Regions from separate parts of the Homo sapiens genome. Here all the other regions are linked to region 3. The links are chromatin contacts, found by Hi-C or POLR2A ChIA-PET in ENCODE. All regions are on one chromosome and are shown on one strand. The core of a region is the stretch at or near the end of the contact, and the rest is flanking DNA. Distances in the headings are between cores, read along the strand shown. Region 1 overlaps CMSS1 (cms1 ribosomal small subunit homolog). Region 2 overlaps CMSS1 (cms1 ribosomal small subunit homolog). Region 3 overlaps CMSS1 (cms1 ribosomal small subunit homolog).

Region 1 (2,752 bases), core at 232-2,731, 78 kb before region 3:
CTTGGGCAAGCCTTGTAACCACCCTGGACCCCCTCCATAAAATGAAGACAGTGTGGAGAGCACAGATTCAGAAGCCTCCGTAACTGAGCTCCACTTAACCAATTCTATCCCTGTGTTTCAACCAGGACTGAGCCCACACATGCTGAATAAGAGAGGCTAGAAGGTCACTCACTAGTATATCCCATGCATTTCTTCCAACTGTTTAGAGGTGTATTTGTTCTCAAACCTGCCTATGCCTGTTGGATTTGTTACTATAATTACATAATTTAATATGATGTAAACTGGTGAAATATAACCATGAAAGAAAACAGTTGCTTCCTATGAAAGGTACATTGAATAGTCTAAGGAGACCTGATAAAGGCAGGTGACTTAAACTGACTCTCAGGGCAGATGTAAATCAGACAATTGTGGAAGACAGGAAAACAATTTGTAAAAATCTAGAAGGATTCCTTCTACAGTCTGCTCTATAGGGGCCAAAATTTAACAAAATTGAAATGAGAAATCATAGAAAATGCAATCACTAAGGTATAATTAACATGAGAAAAATGTTAGGAAATTGTAATCGGCAAACCTATAATCAAAGAAAAGGCCTTGGCTCTACACCAAGGCTTCTACTGCAATGGGAAAGGGAGTAAGAACCATGGTGAAATATTACAGAGGCCCCATGGCTGTTATTTACAACCAGATGAAATAGGCGACCATGACACTGAAAGACCTTTCCAGGAAGGAGCTGAAGACGGAGTGTGGAAGATGTAGTTAGAGTTGTGGGAGGAAGGGACACACAGACACTACTCTTGATAGTCTGGCATATCCTTGCCAGTCTGTCAGCTGAAGGGGGAGTGAACCCACTTCTACTGAGAATCATAGGTTGGTATTTACTAAGTTCCCAGGAAGTAAAGATTTCTTTAACTGCTAGCATTTTTCTTCTACTCCTCTCTCCCCAGTTTTAAAAATGTTTGCTAAAATTATTTGATGAGTAATACTATATGTTGAGTTTACCTGGGCAATGAGCACTGTGAAGGAGAACATAGTATGCTTTGCTTTCCTGAGAGTAAGACATGCAGAGCAGGAGTAGTTCTAGGTAGAAATACTAGTTTGCAATGGCGAGACCAGGCCTGTAATTTTCTGCAGCATACCATGACATACATCATGGTTTATATGAGGCCAACTCCATAAATCAAGCCTTACCTAATTAGAGATTCTTCTGGAGATCTACATTATTAGAGCAAATAATTAAAACAGCCCAAGCAAAAATAAAAGCCAGATCTGTTTACAAAAATGTTCTCTCCCCCCAAGAAACTGTTTTAGTCTCATACCACTTACAGTTCTTTCACATTTAGTAAATTATAGACTCGGAGCATTTCTTTTTAGTCTGACTTCACTTTCAAGGAATTCTTCAATTAACTTTACGTTGCTTTAAGCTGTTCATCCAACGAGAAAACAATCTGTGGTTTCTGACTCCTTTGTGTGCCAATGGCTGCCATCCATGTTTGACTTTCAGACACACTGTCTCTTGAGAGCCAGGCTCTGTTTGCATAAAACCAGTCAGTTGTCATAGCATTTTGACAAGCACTATGGAAAAACAAAGAACAATACTTCGTGGTGGCTAAACTGGGAGAATTATCTCTGTAAGGGTTACTGCATTGGGGATACACACAACGTCCATCTACACCCAGCCACCTGGTCTGGGCCAGAAGGTAGCACATACTCCACTTTCAGCTGTGATCTTTCCATTCTCAGGCACCATCTCTTTACTACTGATTCATTTCTTTCTCCCTCCCCTCTTTTTCCTAAATGGTTAAAACACCTGAAACTCATGGAGAGGTGTGGCTACTCTAACAGCAGGCAAAAATGTCAGTAGAAATCTAAAAAGCAAGAGATTGCATGGCCTTTGCAATGGTTATGGTGCATCTAGTGTCAGATCTTCAGCCAAATGTAGTGTAATAAAAAAGCATGGCTCAGAGGTGAAACCTCAGTCCAAAACTTTGAATATTCTGACTCTAGTGTAGGACCTCAACTCTCTTTGCCTCTTGAGGCCCATGCACTGATGTTTTTAAATAAGTACAAATAACAACTGGGCAGCAGAAAATAACCATGGGAACAAATGATGGAAACATATGATGACTGCTGAAGAAAAAGAACCTTAGGTTTTCTACCTATCCCAGCTGAGTCAGGCAGAATGGAATCTCCCTCTTTCTTTTCCCCTGTGCTTGGCCAGTTTCTGGGTATCCCTCATCTATGTCCATTCCATGAATGTACTTGTGAAGCCAAAAGAATAATAAACCAAGGGTGTCTGAAACTGTCTTTGAATACTCAGGTCCAATATAAGATATATGTGTGATTTTTCCAAAATCATGCTCAATGCTGTTTCTGTAATGGGATGTGCAATTGTTGAACTGCAGGCCTTTCCAAAGAAATGGAATGAATACTGTAGCAGAGTTGTGCCGTAACAAGCATGAAGGCAGAGACAGTGGAACTAGAATGAATGCACAGGCCAGGTGAAGCCCAAGGGCTGATATTGGACATGGCACTGGCTCAACTTAGGGTGGTGGTGGAGTGGAGGACCAATGGAAGGTCTGCTCCTTTTCTTCAGGACAGAACTGTGTTTGACGTTTGACATCTCTCTCAATGCTACTGCAATTGCATCTGAAGCAAAAAACTTGCAGGATTCCCAAGAGACTCAACATTATTCTAATATCATTTCTTTTCCAAGGGCTTCCCTCTATTTTTATTTAAAATTTTAAAAATCCCT
Region 2 (2,922 bases), core at 2-2,501, 99 kb after region 3:
GCTGAATTTTCTTTTGGTCATTCTGTGTTATATTTCTGCATGTACAATAGAATTTTGTCTTTTGCTTATAGTCTCTATTAATTCTTCCTTAAAAACAAACAGGACCTATGTCCCATTTATGGTCAACTTCTAATCACATATTAGAGGAGAGAAAAGTGGTTCAAATAAATAAAAATTACATCTCTTTGATTTCAAAGTGAACTATAAGATCTTTCAGAAGCAAACATAACTTCATGCTTGGGATATATTTCAGTATCTCTAAGAGCCCAGCACAGTGCTTAGACTACATTAGGAACTTAAATGTTTATAATAATGAAATAAAATACTACCGAATAATTTTGGTTTTCATGAGCACATAGAAGCAGATGATAAAATTAAAAAGCTCTGACATGTGATAGGAAGCCAGAGAAAGTACATTTGGAAATATAGTTACATTGACAAATCAAGAGTTGACTGTATTTCTACCAGAGATCAAACCTCCCATAGAACATGTATGTCTACAACCAAATCTGGAACCAGCCACTGTGACATAAACTCTTGAACACTCTACTTCAAAGCAAAAAAAAAAAAAGAAAATGTCATTCTTGTTTCTTTTTCCTATGGGGTTCCCAAAACAGTTTGAATTACTTAATGTAGGTGCTACCTACCCTGTTCATAAGGGGCCTGCATTCAAAAGCTTACAGTTTTTTTTTTTGTTTTAACCTCTTACAGTTTTTTTTAAACAAGCAAATAAAAGCCAAAGATAGTTATGAACATAAGCTATAGAAAAGGCATATTTAAAAAATACAGTATGTTAGTTGAAAGAAGTAATATAGTGTGAATTTCTTCTGTGATTATTATGCCATTTACAATATAGATGAGAATAACTCAGCCGAATCCTCCTAGAAATTCTGATATCTGCCTCATGGGAGTCCCTGGGGATAATCCATACTTCTGAGCAGAGAACAACAGCTTTCAGGGAACATTTAAATTACAAGTATGGTCCCCAAGTCACATTCCAAAACGACGATTTCAGACAAAGTAGCTTATTGCCATTTCCCTTTTTCTAACCTCATAATTGTTAATTTAGTGTGGTTAATTTTATTGCCAGTTATTGATTTTAAATACAATTCATTTAGACATCCAGGCAAACTGTGAAGATCTTTAAGAATAAAAGGAAGCTTTCACAATTATCCTCCTTTCCCCTACAAAATCAATTTCATGATAGTAAAGCGAGGATTTGTTGACAGAAACACTTCCATGGTGACGAACTGCAACACCAACGCTATGGGCTTGCATCATCATTAAATAAATTTGGATGAAAGCTGAGGCTGCTGATGAATGAGAAAGCTTCTGTTTAAACACATTTATCTTAGGAATCAACAGTGACCCAACTGTATTACAAAATACATGATGGTCTAAATGTTTATTAAAACTGTTTTTAAGTCACCTTGGGCCAGAACTCTAGAAGGAATGGCAAACTTAATTTTAGCTCTTTCAAAACAGACAATGATAATGCTGCTGCTTCATGAGATCTTTTTCTAGTTACTGAGAGTGGGTACATGTAATATTTTGGAAGGCATCGATCAACTGATCATAAAATTATGAACAATGGAAATCAGAATTTAAGAACAAAGTCTTCCCAACTTTGTCACATAATGGCATAAACAAAACACATGCTTGTGTGGCACTGGGGGAAACAGATAAAGAGGCAGAGATAACCAGCCAAGGGATTCCCATCACCCCAGGTTCCTCTTGGCTGTCCCAAGTGCTGGTGGGGGACGGGGGGAGGGAAGAAATCCATTCTTGGCACACTTGTAACTAATAGAGTTTGGGAGCCAAATTTGGGCTATTCATCAGCCCACCCATTTTGAAAGGATTCAATTTCTTATGTGAGCTACAGAAATTCTCTATAATAAAGTTAACACCATAAGTCTTGTGTTCTATTATGATAATGCACAAATTCTCATTTAATCATTTGTTCCAGATTTTAACTATATAGAGGCTTCCTAAGTAGTTAATCTAACATAACTGGAAATTTACCAAACTTTCAAGGAATACCTCTTTTAGAAGTACCTCTACTGGGAGGATTCCTTCAGTATAATAATTTGTATCAGCATCAAAATAAATTTTAGGAGACAGATTAATAACGTGTAGATTATTACAAGTGTTACTAATTAAAGTTCATAAAGGCAGCATAATTTCTGCAAAACATCTTTTTTTCTATAGAATTACACCTAAAATGACACAATGTAGATTTCTGGCCTTTAATTTTGAAAAGATTTCTTATATTTTTTTGTGTGCGTGTGAGAGAGGAGAGAGAGAAAGAGATTGGAAGATTACAGAACTTCCTTTTTCATTGACAGATAATCATAGAACTCCCCCAAAAACCAGGAAGGAAAGAGGAAGTGACACTGGAAAATCTTCAGAAATCTTCATATGAAATATGTGGGGGTGGAGGGTTGTATTCTTTGGTCCATGAGGGCTCACAGAAGATAGACTGTTTTTTCGTCTCTCTGAAAAACTCATACCATTCTTTCATTGGTCTAAGTCCTCGCTTCAGAACGAAGTTTCATTTTACTCACATTCCCACTATCTCTTTAACTCTTTAAAAGGTAGAATCCTATCACAGATTCGAATGATTTTATCATGTTTTTTCTATTTAAAAGCAATGGCAAAACTTTCCCCAGGAGGATGCCACTGCTCTCTAGGGGCACTGACAAAAATAAAATTGTCATCCTTACTAGAAGGACATTGTGCATTACTACACTTGAATCTGTACACATAAGAAAGAATCTTGATACTTGTTCAATCAAGATCATGATAAAATTACATACACTCTTTGTAAGGTCTCCACAACTATATTTTACAATGCTAAGACATTAGGCTTGGGGTCTTCATGACACCAGTTTTATTAGTCCATTTTTATACTGCTATAAAGAA
Region 3 (2,852 bases), core at 141-2,640:
TACTGGAAGAAGCAGTCCCTACTAAAGGCTAAAAATAAGAATACTGTGGATTCAGGCCTCCAGATGTAGCCACCACCACGTTAAACTACAATCATCCCTCAAATACCTTCAAGTAATTATGATGTGCATGGTAACTTGTACTGAAGAGAGTGGGTTAGATGCATAAAGTCTTAACACTAAAAAAAATGGCATCATTTGCTTTTTTCAGATTAACAGTCTGTAAGACCAAATGCCTTCAGCCCATTCTTTAGCTGCAGCTACATCAACAGGGCAGTTCTGATACAGACATGAAATCATTTGTGTCAGAAAACACTACCAAAAGGTTCAATAATAAGAAAGCAGTCTTTTGTTTAGCAGCCACACAGAAAAGACCTTTGGATACTGCTTACACACCCTTTCTAGGATGAAAACTCCTTTTCCGTAACAAAAAATTTCCAAATTCTCCATTGATAGTTGTAGCTTTTTCTATTCATTGACTGAGTGAAGACATAGTTATAAAAGCCTATAACAAATTCAGAAAACTTTAAAGCAGCTTATAAGCTATCAATCACAATAGTATCCAGGGCTATTCTGAAGATGTAATAGACATACCCAATTTTTTAAAATGCTTTTGCTATATGGATTGCAGGGCCCCTTTTGTCAACTCTGAAAGCTCCCAGGAGTTCTGGGCTTACAGGTTGAGAATGACTATCATAAAGCATATATTATCTGATGAACCAAGACCATAATTTCAAGAACTTTATCTTTTTATTGGTTATTACTAGAAATACATCTACCAACTGTCTGTATGCACACACTCACAAAAGAGCTGCTAGGCAGAGGATATGAAAACAGCTATGAATGAGTTGCACGCTGTGGACACAAAAGCATGTGTGGCACTTCTAAGCCCAAGGGCTTCTCCCACTGGCTCTGTGACAAGAGGTTTCGCATAAGAGGTGGGAACGTGAGAGCCCTGACAGGGTTTCTCTTTTTAAAAAAATTGGGGTTAAAGTTGACTTCTCTTTCCTTATGAAGGCTTCCTGTGTCAACAGGCTGCCAGCCCCCAACCCCTAGCAAAAACAGTGGCTGCTCCTAAATGCCAAAATAATTGTCTGGGTTTTGCATGCTGAAATTGACTTGGCAGGCTCTCTACCTTGCAAGGAACACAAAGAGCTTAGTTTAGTCTGTGTGTAAATGCTTCATAATCATTGCTAAAACATCCAAAGCAACATGCTTAAGGGAGAGTAATGATTCTTTGTTTCCCTCCTTAATTGTAAGCTTCTGACATCCATTTATTTACTTACAGTTCCTAGCAGCAGCCACCCTCCTTAGTCAACACGCACTCTTGGCTGCCCTGGGTGCTTTCTAACAAAGGGCTATATGGAACCACACACAGTGGGTGGAACCCCCAAGCTCAATCTATCCCCATTACCACAGACCTCAGAGAGTCTGAGGTCCAGATCTACGCAACAAGGCTGGGAAGCAGTCTGGGTAAGCCAACCTCACCTCATGAGGGAGTATGGGGAAAGCACTCCTTCGTAGCGATGAGTGGGACTTTGGAAAGGGTGGAGATGGCCCTTCTTAGAGGAAGACATGAGAAGAAACCTTTTATCAGTCTGAAGAACCCAGGACTTAACCCGAACTCATAGGGTCTAGTCACAGCCACATGACCACCAAAAAGCATCAGGGAGAGCACAGCAGGGTGACTGCTTGTTCTGTGTATTTTCCTTGATGCTTTTTGATGATTCTTGATGATTTTTGACTTAAGCAGAGTCTAAAAGCTGTTATAAGCTCCTGCTTTATAACAACTCCCTCCCTACTGCCTAGAATGAGCCGAATAATGAACAGTAGTGAAGAAGCTTGAATTTAATTCACTCTGTGCCTTCATCGCAGATTTGACCAAACCTAGGCTTTTTCCCTTTCTCCCTGGTGATCTATGTTTTTTTCTCTTCTCACCACTTTGTGATGCAGGTCTTTGGTGAAAGATACTGGCTACTTTAATTTTATTGATATAGTCAGTGCTGCACCATAATTGCTGAGATGTCTCTCCCAACTTTACACAGATAATTCTTCCTAAAGAGAAGGAATTCAGGCATTAGAAAGTAGGCTTGCAAAGACTGGGTGGGCTCTGAAGCCAGTTTGAATTCCTGTTCTGCCACTTGCCAGTTCTGTGGCTTGGGGCAGATTAACTTAACCTCTTTAGGTTTCGGTTACTTTAACCCATAAAGTGCAGATGAATCAGAGTACTACCTTACAGGGTTGTTTTCAGTGCCTAACGATTTAGTGTGCACAAAGTGCCTTAGCATTGTGCCTGCAGACAGTAAATTTTGTGTTGCTGTTGTGTTAGAGGATTAAAAAAGTCTTGCTTGGTGGAGAGACAGACGTGACAGCCTGGGTGAGTATCCCCCTCTGAATCAGCAGCCTTTGTCATCTTTTTTGGAACAGCTGTAGCCAGCTTGGACCAAGAAGTCATTTCATGTTACGTCCCTCCAAACTGGCAGGATCATAGTTCCCTATCACCTCTCTACTAAACAACAAGCACTGGTTCTTGGCCAAATCCCAATTTCTTCAGCTTGCCAATCTCCATCTCAGTTAGGCACAAAATAACACACACTCTTAAAATACTTGTTTAGCACTGACTAGAAGAACTCCCTCCCTTTGGTGAGGTAGGGCCTGAGTAATGTACTCTCCTCATGATGCTAAAAATCCACTAGTTATTTTCTTATCTCATTTGATGTTCTAAGAGGGAAGGCATGTCTGCTGAACCAAGAGATAAAGTTGTATCATTATGACATCTCCATTAGGATAAGCTATGAGTTCCTATCATGTTCTAGGTACCAGGCACAGCATCTTGTATGTGTCATCTCTAATCC

The links. Hi-C counts contacts between places; a loop is a spot of excess contacts on that map. ChIA-PET counts read pairs that join two places held with the same protein, here RNA polymerase II (POLR2A). Pooled maps may share reads with other maps.
Region 1: a pooled map shows a loop between it and region 3 (1.9-fold over the local background). The contact joins two enhancer-like sites. A Hi-C loop is called at or near these places in 6 of 168 maps with a recorded cell type or tissue (Caco-2, adrenal gland, heart left ventricle and 1 more) and 6 of 50 pooled maps. POLR2A ChIA-PET finds 5 or more read pairs at or near these places in 2 of 52 experiments (activated B cell and activated T-cell).
Region 2: a map of left ventricle myocardium inferior shows a loop between it and region 3 (2.2-fold over the local background). The contact joins two enhancer-like sites. A Hi-C loop is called at or near these places in 5 of 168 maps with a recorded cell type or tissue (Calu3, GM12878, heart right ventricle and 2 more), 2 of 37 single-sample maps with no recorded cell type and 9 of 50 pooled maps. POLR2A ChIA-PET finds 5 or more read pairs at or near these places in 4 of 52 experiments (CD8-positive, alpha-beta T cell, HepG2, activated T-cell and 1 more).

What each region holds. Positions count from the first base shown.
Region 1 is chr3:100,022,094-100,024,845 of GRCh38, reverse strand. All of the region lies in intron 1 of CMSS1 (cms1 ribosomal small subunit homolog), which reads right to left. All of the region lies in intron 1 of FILIP1L (filamin A interacting protein 1 like), which reads left to right. It overlaps LOC105374010 (a long non-coding RNA gene), which reads right to left. Exons shown (of 5, transcript NR_189163.1): 3 at 1,324-1,527. Among named protein-coding and RNA genes, the nearest start is that of MIR3921, 59 kb to the right of the region's middle. Within about 2 kb of position 1,481, at least 2 of the 41 ENCODE cell types and tissues checked have a DNase peak (open chromatin) inside an H3K27ac peak, as active enhancers do.
Region 2 is chr3:99,844,997-99,847,918 of GRCh38, reverse strand. The region is part of intron 1 of CMSS1 (cms1 ribosomal small subunit homolog); the gene reads right to left. The region is part of intron 5 of FILIP1L (filamin A interacting protein 1 like); the gene reads left to right. The region is part of intron 1 of LOC105374010 (a long non-coding RNA gene); the gene reads right to left. Among named protein-coding and RNA genes, the nearest start is that of HP09053, 23 kb to the right of the region's middle. Within about 2 kb of position 1,251, at least 5 of the 41 ENCODE cell types and tissues checked have a DNase peak (open chromatin) inside an H3K27ac peak, as active enhancers do.
Region 3 is chr3:99,943,934-99,946,785 of GRCh38, reverse strand. All of the region lies in intron 1 of CMSS1 (cms1 ribosomal small subunit homolog), which reads right to left. All of the region lies in intron 1 of FILIP1L (filamin A interacting protein 1 like), which reads left to right. The region is part of intron 1 of LOC105374010 (a long non-coding RNA gene); the gene reads right to left. Among named protein-coding and RNA genes, the nearest start is that of MIR3921, 19 kb to the left of the region's middle. Within about 2 kb of position 1,390, at least 8 of the 41 ENCODE cell types and tissues checked have a DNase peak (open chromatin) inside an H3K27ac peak, as active enhancers do.